2 separate regions of the Homo sapiens genome follow, and region 1 is linked to region 2. A link is a loop called in an ENCODE intact Hi-C map of the cell type or tissue named here. Cell type or tissue: mammary epithelial cell. All regions are shown on one strand. Each heading gives the region's core, and the rest is flanking DNA. Links, peaks and the distances in the headings are about the cores only. Region 1 has its middle 16 kb from the start of CSF2. Region 2 has its middle 51 kb from the start of P4HA2-AS1.

Region 1 (10,847 bases), core at 933-8,932, 44 kb after region 2:
ATAGTGAGGATGTCTGTGGACACAAACTAAGGAAGCCAGAAAACCGCTGTCCTGACTCAGTGTCTTGCCCCACCCTGGCCTCTGGCCCAGATTCTGGAGGCCTTAGTCAGGGGGTGGGGGTCTGTTTGCCCAGAGCTGGGGTTTCCCTATAGATCCTGTGGGACAGAACAAGTGCAGCCCACTGGAAAGCCCTTGAAACAGTTGGATGTCACCCTGTCTGAGAGGAGCTTAAAGCTGCCAGAACGGACTGGTGGACTGGTTGGATCCGCCCCCTTGGGAAAATCCAGGCATGAGCTGTCACCTGGACCTGAGTACAGTTCCTGTCCATCCTGCACTAGCGAGGCCATGGGGAATGCTCAGAAGGGGAGGCGTCGCGTGAAACCTGCTTAATATACAGCCTGTCCAAAGGTCCCAGCCCCCAGCCACCTGAACTGCCAGGACTGTTCCATTTCCCTATCCTCCACAGGCCTGCCCCGAGGCCCCTGCCAACAAATGTCACTTCCCCACACCAACCTGCTTCCTCCAGGATTGGTATTTTCTGACTTCTATGTTTTTCATGGCTTCTTTGATGCCACCGCTCCTGTTTCTCTTTCTCCTCTGTGACCAGTTCTTACAAGCCTCTTACACAGCTGCCTCCTCCTCTGCCCATCTTCTAGGTTTCCAAGTTCCTTGGGGCTTGGTACTTCTCTCTTTGGCTACCCTACAGGTCTCAAACTTGCGGTCTAAAGGCCAAATCAAGGTCTGCACCCTCCAACAAGGGTCCCTACCTTTTCTTAACCTGCCACCCTACAAACAACACTTCAGACTAGTGGTGTTCCCAGACATGTTTCTGCATGCCCCTCTTTGGGGAGAAACTCCACGATTATGGAGCCATCCTAAATGCGAGCTACTAGGTCCAGATTTCTTTGATCTAGCTTCAGCCTATCCCCACCACACCTCTTACCAGATCACCTGGCCTGGTTGAAGGGCTTTCTTTAAGGCATCCCATCACAAGCATGTTTTTCTCTGCCCCTTTGCCACCTGGCAAACGACTCCTCCTCTTTTCATAGACTGACCAAGAAACTATAGCCGCCCCAACCCAGATGATACTGATTCTGCTCACTACTGCTAGGGACAAAAGCTGCCTGACAGGTGTCTCTGATACCTGGTGGCTGAGATACAGTGAGTACTCAATATTAGATGGGGAGAGGGACCCTGTAGCCATTTCTCCTGAGGAGTTGAGTACCTGAGAATGGCAGAGTGAGGCTCTTCCCTGGGCTTATGTGTCACAATAGGAAAGCAACAGAATCCCAGTTGCCAGGGTTGTGGGGGGAAGCGTGGTTTGTAAGCATCAGGCTCTGACCCATCTGCCCAGGGACAAGATTTGTACAGGCTTTTTAAGGTGGTCTTGTGGATGCTGTGATACACAGCTCAGACCCCCCCGCCCCATCCCCTTTATGAATGAAAGATTTATTTCACCAGCTGGTGGGAGAGCTGCCAGAAGACAGCCCCAGCTGTCAGCCCTATTTTGGACTACTGCTAAAAAATAATTGCCTTGTGTAAGGTCACACCTACTTCTGTAGGGAGCCCACGTCTACCAACTGATAAATATGAAGGTATAAAGGCTTGGCTCCCTCTCCTTCTTGGGAAAACTCTGAAGGATCATCACAGATGAGCACTCCTGGTCTCAGCTGGAACCTCGGCTGGAATTGCATAGTAGCTCCACTTCTCCTTTTGCCTAGTCCTGTTTCAGTCCTCATTTCCACTGATGTTGACCCCAAGATCTTTTCCTAATAAAGGTCCTACATGCTCATATCCTACTCAGTCTGTTTCCTATAGAACCTAATCTATGGCATCTGGCTTTAGGAGTGACAGAAAAAAAATGAGATGCTAAGATATGATTTTGGAGCTGGATCATCCACTGTTGGCTGCCAATGAGGACTCCCATCACAGGTGGCAGGTGAAGCAGACAGCTTTTGGCCCATGGTAATAATTGTTAAAACTTTTACCTATGTTGGAAGAGAATGCATTAGATGGTGCAGTGCCTCAGGTGTTTGAGAAATATGGGGGAATTAGCCACTGCAAGGACAATGGAATTGCTAAGCTTGACTAACTTTCAGTAAAAGAAAATGGAGAGCTTAGAGTGATTAATTGGCAATGAAAACATAAGCATGAAAGCCGTAGGCCTCTTTGGTGCATCTATAGAAAAGAAGAAAAAGCAGAGAATCAGACCCAGACTTCTGTCAAAGTAGTTAAGCTTCAAAGAAGGTTATATTCCCAACCAAGGCAGGTCTTCTATGCCAAGGGCAGAGCCCTGGTTGGGGAAGAATGAGACCCTGACACGTGGGATGAGGACCTCTGTTGCACCTGAATATCTTGAATCCTCAGATTTCACTAAACACTCTGGACCTGCAGAAGTGACCTACTCATCTCTGTTAAAAGCTAGAACTTGCTTCTTACTTTAAAAAGAAAATGCGGAGGCTTCTGTCCTGCAAGACATGCTCTCATTCCATGTTACCTCTTTGTGCTAGGCCAATAACTAGGGTTAAGTCAAAACCTAACCTGGCCAGACATGCTGAACTTGCTAGTGTAGAAAAGGACTATACCTCAAAGGAAATTCTGGTCATATCCAGAGAGTACTAGCAGGAGCTTGGAGAGTATGCACAGGACTGGATTCTGGACCAAGGGGGTGGAACAGAAATTTGAACAAAAGAGTTTATGGATATGGGAACATTCTTCCAGGATAAAGTATTTAAAACTGTGGCAAGGCCCCAAGAGATGGTGCAAATACATCGTTTGGATGGCTCCTAGAAGCATGGAAAGAGGATGGCCCATATTAAGTGAGGGTAGCCAGAATGGCTATGGCAGACTATGAAGGACGTGGGTGTGCAGGAATAAATATACTAAGCAAATTCAGAATACTCGCCTGAGGGCCAAGAAGATACCAAAACAAGAAATGTATTGGAAAGAAGGGCACCAGTATCACCAAGAACTAAAATGGTGGCTAAAATAGGCCAGCATTGATAGGAAATGTCACAGAACTGGGCTCACTGATAGCAGTAGGGGTGATAGGACTCTGAGATAATAGAGGCCAAGTCATAGCACTTGGCCCAGTTGTCTGGGTGGCAAGATTGGAATGGCTGTTAAGAGGGCCTGGCTCCCGGGGAGTTATGGACATGGTTAATAAAACATAGCATCTGGAGGGTCACAATAGATGGCCAGCCAACAGTGCTGCGGGTTATTCTGTGCAAGAAAAAGAAATCAATCATGGATAATGAGTCCAGTCACCCCAATAAAAAGTAACCTGCCGAGTTTCCAGATCTGAACCAGTTTTCAGACTTAGAACCTACTGATTGAAGAAGATGCCAGATCTCCCAGAAGGAAGAGTCCCACACCACCACAGCAAGTGTGCATGATAATGATTTCCCCAGCCCTTTCCCAGGGGGACCTGTGGGCACTTAACTTGGATAGCTACATACTAGGAAAGAGAATATCCTAACATGTGAAAGACTATTGAACCCGGGATTAGAATTGACATTGTTACCTAGGTACCTGAAGTGGCACCAAAATCCTCTCATTAGAATGAGGGGTATATGTGGGCCAGGTGATAGATTCCTGGCCTGAGTTCTGCTAATAGCAGGTCCTCTGGGTCCACAGACCCACAGTGATATAATCAGATCAACACACTTGATAATTAGCACAGCCCCTACATTGGGTCCTTGGCCTGCATGGTGAGAGTGATCATAGTGAAGAAAGCCAAGTGGAAGCCTTCAAAACCTTCCCATTCCAGGCAAAATAGTAAATCAAGAACAATATCACATTCCAGGGTTAATGGCAGAAATTATTGCCACCATTATAGACCTAAAAGGGAGTCCGTCATATCTTCATTTAATTTACCAGCAAAACCCAGTTAAATCCTGAAAGATGACAGCAGGCTACTACCAATTCAACAGTAGCCCCATTTGCAGCCACTGTGCTTGCCAAATGTGTCTTCACTACAACAGATTAACATGGGCTCAGGCATACAGTGTGTAGCTGCTGATTTGGTGAATCCATTCTTTTCCACCCCTGTTAGAAATTGTTTGCATTCACTTGGGACAAACAACAGTTCAAATTTCCAAGGCAAAGTTAACTCTCCTGCCCTCTGTCATAACATAGTTCCAAGAAGTCTGAACCACTTGGGCATCCTGCAGAACATCACACTGGTCTACTCTATTGATAATATTATGCCAGTCAGACAAGATTGATGGCCATGGCAAGACACATGCACTCCAGAAGATAAACCCTATGAATATTCACAGCCTGCCACATCAGTGAAGTTTTTAGGAATCCAGTAGTCTGGAGCGTGCAGAAAATTCCCACCAAAGTATAGGACAAATCACTATGTCTTGTACTTCCCACCATGAAGAAGGAAGCGGAATGTTTGGCAGGCCTCTTAGGGTTATGGATGCAACCTATATGGATGAAACCTATTACACACTTGGGAATATTATTCTGAACCATATACCTGGCAGTGACACAAAAGCCTGCCATCTTTGAGTGGGGCCCCAGGCAGGAAAGGGCTCTTTGGCTGTAGTACATGTAGCCCTGCCATGTGGGCCATATGAGTCATCAGATACTGTGGTTTTAAAGGTATCTGTACTGGGAAAATACACTGTCCCTAGGGTTCTGGAACAAGGCCATACCATCTGCACTGGAGAATTACATACCTTTTGAAAAACAGCTGTGCCATGCTTCTGAGCCTTGGTAGGCCTGGAGGGCCTGACTCAGTGACCATGCAGCAAGAACCACCATGATGAATTGGTTTTTGTGAGACCTACTAAGCCATAAGGTCAGGTGGGCTCAACAGCAATCCATCATAAGATGGAAGTGGTACAACTCTAACCAATGAGCAGGATTGGAAGACACAAATAAGCTGCAGGTGCAAGTGACCCAGAACCCTGTACCATCCAACTCCAGGACACCAAAACCTTCCCCCAGCTCACATCTATGGCTGCATGGGTGATCCCTTGTGTCCAGCTGATGGAGGATGTAAAAGCTCAAACTTGATTCCCAAATAAGTTCAGATACAATACTCGGCCTCAGGGAGATCAAGAGACCACCCCACTGCTAGGTGACTACATTAGCCCTCTTATACCCCTGAAGGGCCAGTGATTCATTTTGACAAGAATAAAGACACAATTTAAGCATGAGGTTGCCTTTCCTGGCTGCAGGGCCACAGCCAACATCACTATCCAAGGGCCTTCAGAGTTTTTATTCCCCTGGTATGGGATCTCACATAGCATATCAGACTGAGGGATCTACTTTATATCAAAGAAAGTGGAAGCACAGGTCCATGACCATAGGATGTGCTAGTCATATCACATATTGCACCACTCAGGTGTTGTCAGTTTGGTAGAGTGTTGGGCAACAGCCTGTTGATGGCATAGTTGAAGCACCGGCTTGGGGTGCTACTTTACAGGATAATGAACTATTCTTCAGGATGCAGTTCTCACTATAAATCAAAGACCTTATATGGAGCTCTGTTCCAATAGGTATAATACAAGAGTTTCAGAACCAAGAGATAAAAACAGGAGTGGCCCCCTTTACTATCATTCCCAGTGGCCCACTTGGAAAATATATGCCTCCCATCCCTGCAAATCTGGGCTCTGTGGGTTTGGAGATCCTGGTTCCCCAGGAGGGAACATTTCCAGCAAAAGTCCCATTAGACTATCAGCTAGGGATGCTGCCAGGGCACTTCAGCCTTCTTGTGTCTAGGGACAAGCAGGAAAGAAAAGGAGGTACCATCTTGGCAGGGGTACCTGAGCCTGATCATCAGGAGGAGGTAAGACTACACAGTGGAGGCAGGGAGGCATACATGTAGCACCCCGGTGATCCAGTTGGATACCTCTTTATTACTCCCTTTCCCAATTTTGACAGTAAATGGACAAGTGCAACAATCCCAGCCTGAGATGGAATCAGACCTCTTAGAGATGAAGGATTGGGTCATGCTACCAGGTGAGCCAGCAGGATGAGCAAAGGTGCTAACTGAGAGTGAGGGGGAATCTGGAATGGATAGTAGAGGAGGAGATGATGAGTGTCATTTGTGGCCCTGAGATCAACTGCAACAGCAGGGACTGTAGTTCATTGTGAACCTTCCTCTTCTAAGTCTCCCAGAAGTAGAAGCCTGCTGGAACCATTGGTGTGCTAGAGCTGGCTACTTGCTCGTGAGATCCCATTGCTAAAGTTGTTGCCAGTCTGTTTTTAAACCGTTGGTAGTGCACCGATGGTGGGAGTATTTATACCATGATAGTTTTTTTTTCTCTTTTTTTTTTTTTTGGAGAACCAGTTATTGATAGCACACCACTGGAATCCTGGAGGAGCTGCTCCCAGAACCAGTGGGAAGTGTTTATATGAAGAAGTGGATCCAGAAAGCTCAAGGGATGGACTATGGTGGAAGCTATGATATGCTGCCCTGAACACCCTTCAGGAGTCAAGGTCTGATTGCCCCTGCTGAAGAAAATTTCCGTGCCTAAGGTCATGCTTCCTTCCAGGGGCAGCTTACATCCAATTACTGATCAAAATGAAGGCATAAAGGCTTGACCTCCTTGCCCCAACATAGGAAGAGTCTGAAGGGCCATCCCAGCTGTAGAAGTCTCCTTAGGATCAGCTGAGACTTCTGTTGTGACTGTATTTTGTCCAAATTCTCCCTCTGTTCAATCCTGCTTCCTTCCCTTCCCTTCCATGAGCAGTCCTGCATGCCAGTTTCTGTCTCAGAGTCTGCTTCCCAGGGAACCCAACCTCAGGCAGGCAGCCTCGTCATGCTTTCAGCACAACGGTCCCCTGAAAGTAGAAAAACCTCAGCTCACCCCAGGGGGGTTCTTGGACCCTACAGCCTCAGAGCAGAGTGTGTTCAAGTCAGCTTCAGTCTCTGCAGCTATGAAGGGGACTAATCACCCCATCCTCACCTGGCCTGGAATTGCTCCCCTGGGTCAAAACCTTTTAGGCCCTCAGGCCTCTGGGGCCTGGAGGTCATGAGGGGTGGTGAGAAGAGAAGGCGGCCAGGTGGAGCTCAACATCCTCGGATAGTCGTGCAAATGCCGGACTATAGCCTCTTCTGGGCACCGCCCCCTGTGCCAACAGAGTCCGGACTCATAGTGGTTCCTAAAAAGACCTTTTCCACGACAAGCACAGCCACCATGCTGGGAGTAGGTGGCCCCAGGAGAGATGTCGAGGAGGCTTTCTCTGCCCCACAGGCCAGGAAGGGGAGGAAAAAACCAGGAGAATGGATTGATTCTTGAGTCTGACTCCAGGGACAGTGAGGGCCACAGCCTACTACCTTCCTGGGACTTGTGGGGTTGAGGGCATTGTAGTCCTGGAGAAATGGGTCCCAAGAGTCCCACAAAGTCTCTGATCACAGTGCCAAGAGGAGGAACCTCCAAGAGAATCGGGATCTGCAGTCAGGGGCTGAGCTCAGAGACAGAATGGCCACATTTTAACCTGACCACAGCTTGCAACTGCGTCTCTGTCTGTCCCTGCCAGGGGCTCTTGCCAAGTCCGCCATCTCCTCTATGTCTGTCAGTCTTTCACTGCCAGCGTTCCCTCTTGTCTCTCCATCTGTCCTTTCCAGGCTCTCGCTGAGTCTAACTGTCTATCAGTGTCTGTCCGTTTACTCATCACTGCCAGGAGCCTGAGCTATGCCTATCTGTTTGTCTGCCCCTGTCATGGTCCTGCTGTGTCTGTCTGTCTGCTTGTGACTCCTGGTCCTTCAGCCTGACAGAGTCTAAGGTCAGATGCTCCTTCCTAACAGGGGGGTTCATTGTAACTTGGGGACCTGGTCCTTCAGCCTGACAGAGTCTAAGGTCAGATGCACCTTCCTAACAGGGGGGTTCATTGTAACTTGGGGACCCAGGCCCACACCCATTTTTGTTTGATCTCAGAGCCCAAGGCTGCATATCTCTGTCCCTCAGCCCCATAGGCACAAGAACCTTTGGTGTGACCATGGCCCAGGGTATGGCTCGAGGCTCTGGCAGCTTCCTCTTATTTCCACCTGGGTTCCAACACTGGTTGCTGCCCATGTCCAGGACTGGATTGGTGAGAGGAGGCATTAGGGTCTGTCTGATTCACAGTGCTTCCCCTAGCCCTGAGAAGAGAGAGAGCTTCCATTTCAGTTGAGGACTAAGAGGCACCCACAGAATCTGCCCCAGAGAGGTCCCAGTGGGAGAAGGGACCTGAGGGGTATGGAGTTCACTCAGGGACAGCTTCCTGGAGTGTAAGGGGAGAGGGGAGACTATGAGTTATCCTGTTATTGTGTTGTTTCTGACTGGCTCCAACCCAGTTGCTGCTTCCCTGGCCTCCCTTCCCCAGCACATGACCTCACCCTTATCCAGTCTGGTAGAGGAAGAGGCCTGGATAGGAGCCAGGGCCTCCATCAGGAGAGCTTGGGGCTGCCCCAGGCCTAACTGGAGGAAGTGTGACACATTCCCAGAGAGCTGGGCTTCCCTCCCTCTTGCAGCTTCCTTTGAGATGGTTCCCGAATCCGTTAAGTGGGAAAAAGAGCTGGCAGCTGTGCTGGTGTTGGGCTCCCAGTTCCCCTGGCTCCTGGATGGCCCCAAGGGCCTCCTCTTGGCTCCCTCACAGATGCTATTTTTGATAAGAATAATGAAAACAACAGCCCTGGCTGTGTACTTAGTACCTGCTTATAGCCTGTTGCTGATCTTGGTCCCAAGAACATTTTCTAAACTTTGGAAAATTGGATGTTGCCTTTCCATCCGGACTTCTGTAAAAGCTGTGTGCATTTCTTTTATTCAAAGGTGAAAAGAGGCTCACTTTCATCAGACTCTGGAACATAGTCACTGCTGGCACTTGATGCCATGAGGGGCCCTCCTCCGAGCTGGGGGATAAAGCAGTAGTTCAGAGCAGAGACCCTCACAGTCCCCTGAGGAACAGATAACAGTCCACCCCTGTGGCGTAAGAGGTGGGCAGGCAAGCCTCAGAGTAGGTGTTGAGGAAGAGGAGGCCCCAGTGCAGGACCTCTCCACCTCCCACTGGACATTAGTCTTACCCCATTGTGGAGACAGATGTCAACCATTTGGCTGGGGTGCATTCCAGGCAGGGGTAGCAGGTGATGGTGGGAGTGCTGTGGCTGGTTCGTGTTACTGGGGTCCAGGGCTGATATGAAGGAGATGGATGGTGAGCAATGAGGCTAGAGGTATCTGCAGGGGCTGACGGGGCCAGGGCAGTAAGGGAGGGTCTTAGGTCAGACCAAAGGGCTTGGAGTTCATGCTGAGCTGGCAGGTAACCCTTATGACACACAGCCAGACTAACCCCTAAAGTGTAAGCTCCTCAAGGGTTGGTTTCCTTTCAGAGCCTGGCACAGTTCCTGACACTTTGTAGGTGCTCAGTACATATTTATGTAATGAATTAATGGGTGGCTGCTGTGGGGAGAGAAGCAGGAAGGGTCTAGAGACAAGGCCTGTGGGTATTTGGGGTGATTGTCTGCATTAGTGAGGTGGACTGGGTCAGGGCAAAGCCATAAAGACAAAGAGAAGTGGGCAGGTTGGAAAGGGGCTGGGAAGATGAATGTACCAGGACATGGCAGGGGACTGACTAAGGGACCGAGACCTCAAGAGGAACCCAGGACAGTACCCAGGTCTCTCCACTTGGTTTCTCCACATAGGATAGCAAAACATTACAGTTTACCTGGAGCCTCCCAGAGGCTCTGAGACCTTGTAGATAAGGGCTGCACTCCACAGTGTGCTGGCAAGACACCATCCACAGCCACATCAAACTGGGCCCTTTGTGAGCTACCTCTCCCAAAAAGGAGATGCAGGAGTAAACAACGCAGAGAAGAATTTCTGGTAATGATGGGAGCATTTGGGAAGCAGGCTCAGATCATATGAAAGAAGAAGAGAGTTCCAGTGTCTGGTGGATAAGCAGTGTCTACAAAAGGCAGGAAAACCAACAGCAACATTGTTCATGAAAGACTTTTTTTTTTTTTTTGAGATGGAGTCTCGCTCTGTCACCCAGGCTGGAATGCAGTGGTGCTTTCTCGGCTCACTGCAAGCTTCATCTCCTGGGTTCAAGCGATTCTCCTGCCTCAGCCTCCCAAGCAGCTGGGGACTACAGGCACGTGCCACCATGCCCGGCTAATTTTTTTCTATCTTTAGTAGAGACAGGGTTTCACCGTGTTAGCCAGGATGGTCTCGATCTCCTGACCTTGTGATCCGCCTGCCTCGGCCTCCCAAAGTGCTGGGATTACAGGCATGAGCCACTGTGCCCGGCCAATGAAAGACTTTTCCTTGGGAAAATATTAAATATTTGCCAGCAGCTAAAGCTAGTATTTAGTTAAAGCTAAAATATGTATGTCCTATGACCTAGCAATTCCATGTCATTCCCAGCATTTCCAGAAGAAAGGTAAACATATGCTCACCAAAACATGAGTGCAGGAATATTCAGTGAAGCTTTATTAATATTAGCCCCAAAGTGGAAACACCCCAAATGTCTGTCAGCAGTAGAATAGGAAATTTTTTTTTAATTAAAAAAATTTTTTTTAGAGACAGGTTCTCACTCGGTTGCTCAGGCTAGAGTGCAGTGGCATAATCACAGCTCACCTTAGCCTTGAACTGCCGGGCTAAAGCAGTCCTCCTGCCTCAGCCTTCCACGTAGCCAGGACTACAGGCCTGCGCCACCAGGTCCAGCTAATTGTTTTATTTTTTTGTGGAGATGAGGTCTTGCTGTGTTGACCAACTGGTCTCAAACTCCTGGCCTCAGGCAGTCCTCCTTCCTCAGCCTCCCAAAGTACTGGGATTACAGGCATGAGCCACTGCACCTGGCCAGAATAGGGAAATAAATTTTAGGATATTTTTATAATGGGATATTATACAGCA
Region 2 (10,847 bases), core at 2,004-10,003:
ATGTGGCTTGTCAGTTATCTCAGCACCATTTGTTGAATAGGGTGTCCTTTCTCCACCTTATATTTTTGTTTGCTTTGTCGAAGATCAGTTGGCTGTAAGTATTTGTCTTTATTTCTGGATTCTGCAATCTGTTCCATTGGTCTATGTGCCTGTTTTTATACTAAATACCAAGCTGTTTTGGTGATTATGGCCTTATAGTATAGTTTGAAGTCAGATAATGTGATGCCTCCAGATTGTTCTTTTTGCTTAGTCTTGCTTTGGCTGTGGAGGCTCTTTTTTGGTTTCATATGAATTTTAGGATTGTTTTTTCTAGTTCTGTGAAGAATGATGATGGTATTTTAATGGGAATTGCATTGACTTTGTAGATTGCTTTTGGTGGTATGGTCATTTTCACAATGTTGATTCTACCCATCCATGAGCATGGGATCTGTTTCCATTTGTTTGTGCCATCTATGATTTCTTTCAGCAGTGTTTTATAGTTTTCCTTGTAGAGGTCTTTCACCTTTCAAGGAGTTAACCTTTGGTTTCACAGATTTTCTCTATTGTGTCTCTTTGTCATATTTCATTGATTTCTGCCCTTCTACATAAATTTTTTCCTTCTACTTGCTTTGCGTTTAATTTGTTGTTCTTTTTCTAGGCTCTTAGAGTAGCAGGTTAGGTTATTGACTGGAAACTTTTCATAAAAACATTTAATAATCTACATTTTCTTGTAAGCATTGTTTTGACTATATTGTGCCAAAATTTGAAAAAAAAATTCTTATATTGGGATAAATTTTAGATTTATGTAATAGTTTTAAATAGAATATAGAGTTCTCTCATATATTTCATCATTTCCTCTAATGTTAATAACTTACATAACCATGGTACATTTTTCAAAACTGAAAAATTAACATTGATATATTACTATTACCTTAAGATCCAGACTTTATTCAGATTTAACCAACTTTTCTACTAATGTCCTTTTTTTGTTCTAGGATCCAACCCAAAATACCACAGTGCATCTAGTCATCATGTCTCTTTCATTTATTCTTTCCTTATTTTTAAAGACCTTGATGGTTATTAAGAGTCATATGTTTTATAGAAGGGCCACCAACTTAGATTTTTCTGATGTTTTCTTATGATTACACCAAAGTTATCAATTTGAGGGAAGAATGTACCCTTCATGTTGCATAATTTTAGGGGAACGTGACTGATGAAGTAAACTTTGATCACTTGGCCAAGGTCATCACACAAGTATGATATGTTGTCCCTACATGTAAATGCAACTCAGAATGTTTTCTAATTTCCTTTATGACTTCCACTTTGACTCATGAGTTATTTAGAAGCATGTTGCTTATTTCACAAATATTTGGGGATTTTCCAGATATTTCTGTTATTCTAATTTTATTCTGTTGTGGTCAGATAACATACTTTGTGTGCTTTCAGTTATTTTAAATTTGTTGAGGATTGTTTTATGACCAAGAATATGATTTAGCTTGATGAATGTTTCATGTGCACTTGAAAAGAATGTGTATTCTGCTGTTGTTTAGTTGAATGCTCTTTAAATGTCAACTAGGTAAAGTTGGTTGATAGTGTTGTTCAGGTCTTCTGTATCCTTATTTATTTTTTCTCTATTTTTTCTATCATTTATTGAGGACTGTTGAGGTGTAACTGTAATTGTGGGTTTGTATGTTTCTATTCAGGTCTATCATTTTTGCTTCATGTATTTTGAAACTCTTGGTTAGGTAAGTACATAATTAGGATTGTTATGTATTCTTGGTTAATTTACCACTTTATCATCCTATAATGTCCCTGTTTTCATATATATGAAAACAGGGACAAGAAATATTTTATATATATATATAAATTTATATATATATATAAAATATTTCTTGTTCTGAAGTCTCCTTTTTTGATACTAATATAGCTGTTCTAGCTTTCTTTTGATTTATGTTTCAACAATATATCATTTTCCATCATTTTATTTTTATTAAATTAATGCACTTCATTTTTAAAAGAAGTTTTAGGTTTACAAAAAACTTAGCATAAAGTACAGTGCTTCTATAATCCCCTACCCCCATATAGTTTCTCCTATTATTAACTTCTTGCTTTCACGTGGTGTGTTCATTACAAGTGATGCACAAATATGGATACATTATTATTATTATTATTTTGAGGCAGAGTCTCTCCCTCTGTCACCCAGGCTGGAGTGCAGTGGCATGATCTCAATCTCGGCTCACTGAAACCTCCGCCTCCTGAGTTCAAGCTATTCTTCTGCCTCAGCCTCCCGAGTAGCTGGATCTACAGGCATGCACCACCATGCCCGGCTAATTTTTTCATTTTTAGTAGAGACGGGGTTTCACCATGTTGGCCAGGATGGTCTCAAAGTGCGGGGATTACAGGCATGAGCCACAGCACCCAGCCTGATACATTATTATTAACTAAAGTCCACAATTCACATTAGAGTTCTCTCTTTGTGTTGTACAGTTCTGTAGATTTTGACAATTGTATGACATGTGTCCACCGTTACAGTTTTATACAGCATAATTTCATTGCCAAAAAAATGTTCTGTGCTCCACTTATTCATCATTCCCTCTGCCCGCAAACTCTTGGCAACCACTGGTCTTTCTACCATCTGTATAGTTTTGCCTTTTCCAGAATGTGATGTAATTTGAGTCATACATTATTTAGCCTTCTCAGATTGGTTTCTTTCACTTAGCAACATGCATTTAAGGTTTCCCCCTGTCTTTTTGTGGCTTGATAGCTCATTTCCTTATATTGCCAAATAATATTTTATTGTATGGCTGTATCAGTTTGTTTATCCATTCATCTATTGGAGGATGTCTTGGTTGTATCCAGGTTTTGGCAATTATGAATAAAGCTACTGTGAACGTTTGTATGCAGGTGTTTGGGTGTACTTGGATTTTCAACTGATTTGGGTAAATACCAAGCAGCATGATCGCTGGATTGTATAGTAAGACTATGTTTAGCTTTGTAAGAAACTGCTGAACTCTCTTCCAAAATGGCTATAGCATTTTGCATTCCTACCAACAGTGTATAAGAGTTTCTATAGCTATATGTCCTCACCAATATTTGGTGTTGCCTGTGTTTTGGATTTTCATCATTCTGACAGATGCATAGTGATATCTCATTGGTGTTTTAATTTGCAATTCCCTAATGACATATAATATTTAGCGTTTTTTTCCCCCCGAGATGGAGTCTGGCTCTGTTGCCCAGGCTGGAGTGCAGTGGTGCGGTCTCAGCCCATTGCAACCTCTGCCTCTCGAGTTCAAGCAATTCTCCTGCCTCAGCCTCCCAAGCAGCTGGGATTACAGGCGCCTGCCACCATGCATGGCTAATTTTTGTATTTTTAGTAGAGAAGGGGTTTCACCATGTTGACCAGACTGGTCTCCAACTCCTGACCTCGTGATCTGCCTGCCTCAGCCTCCCAAACTGCTGGGATTACAGGTGTGAGCCACCACGCCTGGCCAATATTTAGCATCTTTTCATATACTTACTTGCCATTTGTATATCATCTTTGATGAGGTGTGTTTGTTTAGATATTTTTGCCGATTTTTAAAGTTGGGTTATTTATTTTCTTATTGTTGAGTTTTGAGAGTTCTTTATATATTTTTAATAACAGTCCTTTATCAGATACGTGTTTTGCAAATATTTTCTCCCAGTCTGTGGCTTTTCTTTTTATTCTCTTGACATATTTTACTTTTAACCCATCTTTGCCTTTATGTTTAGAGTGAGCTCCTTATAGAAAGCATATAATCATGCCTTGCTTTTTCATCCAATTGGACAATCTCTTTTAATATTGTATGTTTAGATCATTTATACTTAATATAGTTATTGATATAGTTGGACTAAAATCTGTCATTTTTCTTGCTATTTTTTATTTGTTCCATCTGTTTTTTGTTCTTTTTTTCCCCTTTTCTGCCTGCTTTTGAATTGGCTATTTTCTTTTATTATACTTTAAGTTTTAGGGTACATGTGCACAATGTGCAGGTTTGTTACATATGTATACATGTGCCATGTTGGTGTGCTGCCCCCATTAACTCGTCATTTACATTAGGTATATCTCCTAATGCTATCCCTCCCCTCTCCCCCTACCCGACAACAGGCCCTGGTGTGTGATGTTCCCCTTCCTCTGTCCATGCGTTCTCATTGTTCAATTCCCACCTACGAGTGAGAACATGCGGTGTTTGGATTTTTTGTCCTTGTGATAGTTTGCTGAGAATGATGGTTTCCAGCTTCATCCATGTCCCTACAAAGGACATGAACTCATCATTTTTTATGGCTGCATAGCATTCCATGGTGTATATGTGCCACATTTTCTTAATCCAGTCTATCATTGTTGGACTATTTTTTATGCTGTTTTTTTCCTTCCTTTATTGGCTTATTTATAACCTCTTTTAAGAAAATTTTAGTGGTTGTCCTTAAGTTTACAGTATGCACCTTTAATTAATCACAGTCAGCCTTCAAATAGTACGTATAATATATATAAGGTTTAAGAACCTTATGATACTCCTAATTTTTTCCTCCCAATTTTGTGCTATAGTTTTCATGCACTTTATTATATGCTGTATTCCAACACACTGCTACTATTTTTTGCTTTAGACAATTATGTTTTAGATAATTAAAAATAAGAAAAAGTATTTTATGTTTATCTTCATTTATCCATTCCCAGACATCTTTATTACTTTGTGTAGATTCAAGTTCTTGTAGGGCAGGTCTGTGGATAATGAATTATCTCAGCTTTTATTTGTCTGAAAAGATATTTAGGAATTTGAGTTTCCAGTCCAGCATGTTAGGAGTTTTAAAAAGTTGCCACTCCATCCTAACAACAAATAAAAACTGAACAAGCTGAAGAATTAACAACTCTTCTTAGATCTATAAGAGAGGTGAGGTCACAAGGTAAACTTCTGCCCCCAGAATTGGGGAGAAAAACAGGCAGATACAGAAAATCACAACTTACCAGAGCGGAAACTCACCTCCATGAGAAGAAGTACCGGGATAGAAAAACCTGAACTATAGTTGACAAATTGTGGAGGCTCAGTGTGGACAAGCCTGAGTAATAAAAACCCCAGGGGATCCCAGTCATCAGGTATCCCTCACACTTCTGTAAGTTTTATGTGAAGATTGGAGAAAAATCTCCTTATGCTTCCAGCAGGGGGAGGAAAAAGGAACGTTTTTGTAATATGTCAAGAGCATTCTGTTCTTGACCAGACCTGAGCCTAACCTGCTGAAGTTTTGTAAGAGCTCGACCCATCTGGGGCAAGGGAAATAACTCCAGCCCCCTCTGGCTATCCTTTCCCATTTAAAGGGGGGATAAAAAGCTGAAAACGACTGGTGAAGTTCATTGTCTAGCAACACAGGCTCACCAGAAGACTGAGATCTAATCATAGGACTATGGAACACTTCCCTGCCCTCCATATCTTACCACTACATTACTAAAAGCCTATGTAGCCAGGCGCGGCGTCTCACGCCTATAATCCCAGCACTTTGGGAGGCCAAGGCGGGAGAATCACTTGAGGCCAGGAGTTCAAGACCATCCTGGCCAATATGGTGAAACCCCATCTCTACTAAAATTACAAAAAATAGCTGGGCTTGGTGGCACACACCTGTAATCCCAGCTACTTGGGAGGCTGAGGCAGGAGAACCACTTGAACCCGGGAGGCAGAGGTTGCAGTGAGCTGAGATCACGCCACTGCACTCCAGCCTGGGCAACAAAGTGCGACTCTGTCTCAAAAACAAACAAATAAACACACAACCTAAAAGTCTTTTTACCACAATTCCTTTTACCCCGTACACCTTTCAGCAGTATACTACAAGGCATATTAAAAGGCAAAAAACACAATTGGAAGAGACAGAGCAACCATCAGAATCAGACCCATATGTGGCAAGGATGTGAGAATTATCAGACTGGGAATTTTAAACAACTATGATTAATATGCCAAGGGCACTAATAGAAAAAGTAGGTAACATGCAAGAACAGATGAGTAATGTAAGCAGAGAAATGCAAACTCTAAGAAAGATTTAAATCAAATGAAGATGCTGGAAATAAAAACATAGTAACTGAAATTAAGAATACCTTTGGTTAAGCTCATCAGTATACTGGACACAGATGAGGAAAGAAACAGTGAGACTTAAGATATGTCAATAGAAATTTCCCAAAATGAAAGGCAAAGAGGAAATAAAACTTTAAAAAACAGAATATCCAAGAACTGTAAGACAACCACAAAAATGTAAGTACATATAATGATAGTATTGGAGAAGAAACTGAGAAAGGAACAGAAGCAATATTTGAAGCAGTAAGGAAATAATTTTCCTCAAATTAATGTCAGACATCAAACCACAGATCTAAGAATCAGAGAACACCAAATAGGATAAAATTTTAAAAAGCCCCAAAAATGAAAAACTATACCTAGGCATATCGTATTAAAACTGCAGAAATTTTCAGATAAAGAAAAAAAATCTTGAAAGAAAGCCGGGGGTGGAGGGGGGAATCTTATCTATAAAGGAGCAAAGATAAGAAATATTTCTCCTCCTGAGAAATCATGCAAGCAAGAAAAAATTGGAGTGAAAAATCAAAGCATTGAGAGAAAAAAAAAAAACCCCACCAACCTACAATTCTGTCCCTGCAAAATTATCCTTCAAAAGTGAAGATGAGATAAAGACTTTCTCAGATAAACAAAAACTGAATGAAATTGTTGCCAGTAGATCTTCCTTGTAAGAAATGTTTAAAAGAAGTTGTTCAGGGAGAAGGAAAATGATATAGGTCAGAATCTCAGATCTATATAAAGAAAGCATCAGAGAAGGAGTAAGTAAATATAAAATAAACACATTTTTCTTATTCTTAATTGATGTAACTGATAACAGTTTGTTTAACAATATTAACAATGCATTCAATTTTGTGTGTGTATATAAATATACACATTTATGTGTGCTTATGAATAAGTGAAATGAATGACAGCAGTGATGCAAGGGATGGGAGGGAGAATTAGAAATACTTGGTTATTAGGTACTTGCACTGTATGGGAAGTGGTATAGTATTATTTGAAAATGGATTGGGGTTAGTTATAAATGCATATTTCAAACTCTAGGGCAACCACTTTAAAAAGTAAGAAAAAGAAGTATAATTGGTATGCTAAGAAAAGAGAGAAAATGGAATCATATAAAATGCTCAATTAAAACCACGGAAGGCAGAAAAAGAGTGGAAGACAGAAATAGGAACAAAGAACAAAGGCAACAAATAGAAAATAGTAACAGATATGGCAGATCAAACTATATCAGTAAACACTTCACAGTCACTCTGGAAGGCAGTTTGGCTGTCTCTTACCAAACTAAACATGCTCTTAGCACATGATCCAGCCCTTGCACTCCTTAGAATTTACCCAAATAAGTTAAAAACTTATGTTCACCCAGAACAGCTGCATACAGCTGTTTATAGCAGCTTTCTTCATAGTTGCGAAAACCTGGAAGCAACCAAGATGTCTTGCTTCCAGGTTTGGAAGGATGGATGGGTAAATAAACTGATACATCCAGGCAATGAAATATTGTTCAGTGCTAAAAGGAAATGCACTATCAAGCTATAAAAAGACATGGAGGAACCTTAAATGCATATTGCTAAGTGAAAGAAGCTCATCTGAGAAGGCCAGCTTCAAGTGATTCTCATGCCTCAACCTCTCAAGTAGCTGGGATTACAGGCACGTGCCACCATGCCTGGCTAATTTTTTCATTTTTAGTAGAGACAAGGTTTCACCATGTTGGCCATGCTGGTCTTGAACTCTTGACCTCAAGTGATCCGCCCACCTTGGCCTCCCAAAGTGGTAGGATTACAGGCATGAGCCACCATGCCCACCCCCATTATACGTTTGTCAAAACCCACAGAATGTACGCCACCAAGAGTGAACCCTAATATAAACTGTGGACCTGGGGTGATAATTATGTGACAATGTAGGTTCATTGATCTAACACATGTACCACTGTGACGCAGTACATCAATAGTGGGGATGTTTATGCATGTGTAGGGGCATGGATAGATGAGGAGTCTGTACTTCCTGCTTAATTTTGCTGTGAACCTAAAACTGCTGTTTTTTAAAAGATTTTTTCCCCTTCAGTTTAAAAGATTATTTCACTTGGTGTAGAATTCTGGGTTGATAGCAATTTTTTTTCTTTTATTCCTTTAAAGATCTCACACCATTGTCTTCTGGATTATATAATTTCTGAATATGTCTGCTGTAATTCTTATCTTGTTTATCTGTGTGTAATGTTTCTTTTTATCTTGTCATGTTTAAGATTTTCTATTTGTTTTTGGTTTTCAGCAGTTTAAATATAACGTATCTTTCTAAGCGTGATTTCTTTTAGTGGTGGTGGTGGGGTATTTATCCTGATTGTGACCTCTGAGTTTATTTTTTTAAAAAATACATATATATATATTTAATATATATTTAAATGTATATTTTTTATATATTTATTTATTTTAGAGACAGGGTCTTGCTGTGTTGTCCAGACTGGTGTTGAACTCCTGGTTTCAAGCGATCCTCCCACCTGGGATTACAGGCATGAGCCACTATGCCCAATCATCTCTCTGAGCTTCTTGGATCTGTAGTTTGTATCTTTCATTATTTTCTGAAGATTCTTGGCTAATTTCTCTTTAAATATTTCTTCTTTAAAAAATATCTACTTCAAATACCTAATATAGATGACGGGTTGATGGGTGCAGCAAACCATCATGGCATGTGTATACCTATGTAACAAACCTGCACGTTCTGCACATGTATCCCAGAACTTAAAGTATAATAAAAAAAATTTTTAAAAAGAAAAATTAAAATCTACTTCCTTCCTCTGGAATTTTAAGGCTTAGGAGAAGAGTTGTGTACATGTCCAGAAGAAAAGTGGAGTTGAGTCAGTTTATTAGGATGTGGTGTGGGTTTGGGATTTTTTTGTTTTTGTTTTTGTGGTTGCTTTCAGTGTACCTCCAACTTCAAAGCATTGTGCTTAGAGTAGAGGCTGGGTTTCCAGAGGTTTTTTGTTTTGTTTTCTTAAAATGTTCCTGCTTTACTTGCAGCTTTCAGAATTCCCAGTGGACCTGTACCTTGGAGGGATGTTTCTTGATGCATGCTTGCCCCTTGTCCAGCAGTGGTCTCCTGTTCCTTGTTACTCATGCTTGCTAGTCCAGTGATGGGGACCAGTGAGGACTCTCTACTGTCCTGGTCCAGCCTCACTATTAGACAGGCTAAAAGTTCTGTCAGCCTGTGGGAAGGGCAGGAAATGGTCTGGCCCAAGTTCATTAGAGGTTTTTGTTATTGGTTTGTTTGTTTGTTTGTTTGTTTGTTTTGAGACAGAGTCTTGTTCTGTCACCCAGGCTGGAGTGCAGTGGTGCGATCTCAGCTCACTGCAACTTCTGCCTCCTGGGTTCAAGCAATTCTCCTGCCTCAGCTCCTGAGTAGAGGGGATTACAGGCATGTGCCACTATGCCCAACTAATTTTTGTATTTTTAGTAGAGAAGGGGTTTTGCCATGTTGGCCAGGCTTGTCTCAAACTCCTGACCTCAAGTGATCCACCCACTTCAGCCTCCCAAAGTGTTGAGATTACAGGTGTGAGCTATCGCACCTGGCCATGAGGTGTTCTACCACTGTTGGAAGGGTAGAATGTTCTTTCCAGGTCAAGATCCATCAAAGAAACAAGGAAAAGTTTGGCTGTCTCAGAGAGGGGATCAGGATCACCAGGAAATCTCCAGACATGGAGAGCCAGTCTTTCTTGTGAGCATCCAGTAAAGGTCTGTGGAGAAAAATGTATGAGAGAGGTGTGAATTTTTCTTGTGTCTGTGACTCCCAGGAATTTCATATTCACACATTAGCCCACAATTTGCCTTTAGTAATTTTTTTTTTTAAAAGCTCCAGTCTGCAGCTCCCAGTGAGACCAACGCAGAAGGTGGGTGATTTCCAGCTGAGGTGCCCGGTTCATCTCATTGGGACTAGTTAGGCAGTGGGTGCCACCCACAGAGAGCAAGCAGAAGCAGGGTGGGGCATCGCTTCACCTGGGAAGTGCAAGGAGCCAGGGGACCTCCCTTCCACAGCCAAGGGAAGTGGTGAGGGACTGTGCTACCCTCCCTGGATACTACACTTTTCCCGTGGATTTTTGCAATCTGCAGATCAGGAGATTCCCTCGTGAACTTACACCACCAGAGCCCTGGGTTTCAAGCACAAAACTGAGCAGCTGATTGGGCAGGCACTGAGCTAGCTACAGGAGTTTTTTTGTACTCCAGCGGCACCTGGAACCATAATGAGACAGGAGACAGGAGAGACAGGAGAACCGTCCACTCCCCTAGAAAGGGGGCTGAAGCCAGGGAGCCAAGTGGTCTTGCTCAGCAGGTCCCACTCCCACAGATCCCAGCAAGCTAAGAACCACTGGCTTGAAATTCTCACTGCCAGCACAGCAGTCTGGAGTTGACCCAGAATGATCGAGCTTGGTGGCGGGAGGGGCATCCACCAGTACTGAGGCATTAGTAGGCGGTTTTCCCCTGACAGTGCTAAGGAGACTGGGAGGTTTGGAATGGGCAGAATTTACCACAGCATGGCAAAGTGACTGTGGCCAGATTGCTTCTCTAGATTCCTCCTCACTGGGCAGGGCATCTCTGAAGGAAAATCAGCAGCTCCAGTCAGGGGCTTACAGATAAAACTCTCATCTTCCTGGTACAGAGCATCTGGAGGGAAGGGCAGCTGCAGTCACAACTTCAGCAGACTTATATCTTTCCTGCCTCCTGGCTCTGAAGAAAGCAACTGATCCTGACAAGGGGGATTATTCCAGCACAGTGTACTAGCTCTGCTAAGGAACAGACTGCCTTCTCAAGTGGGTCC

What was found. A loop is a pair of places that touch in the nucleus more often than their neighbours do. Peaks named below come from ENCODE experiments on the same cell type or tissue, not always from the same donor. Only the 100,000 strongest peaks of a DNase experiment are listed, where the experiment ranks them.
Region 1: it touches region 2 in a loop (3-fold over the local background); 2 of 110 quality-filtered maps call a loop at or near these places.

The regions. Positions count from the first base shown.
Region 1 is chr5:132,084,064-132,094,910 of GRCh38, reverse strand. No RefSeq gene overlaps it. Among named protein-coding and RNA genes, the nearest start is that of CSF2, 16 kb to the right of the region's middle. RefSeq lists an enhancer at 1-763 and a silencer at 7,066-7,288. In mammary epithelial cell, for the core only: no CTCF peak of the experiment used is centred there; DNase peaks (open chromatin) are centred at 4,630, 5,340 and 8,370; H3K27ac peaks cover 1,756 bases.
Region 2 is chr5:132,128,885-132,139,731 of GRCh38, reverse strand. No RefSeq gene overlaps it. Among named protein-coding and RNA genes, the nearest start is that of P4HA2-AS1, 51 kb to the left of the region's middle. In mammary epithelial cell, for the core only: a CTCF peak has its summit at 5,150 (motif pointing right); DNase peaks (open chromatin) are centred at 2,661 and 5,131; H3K27ac peaks cover 1,784 bases.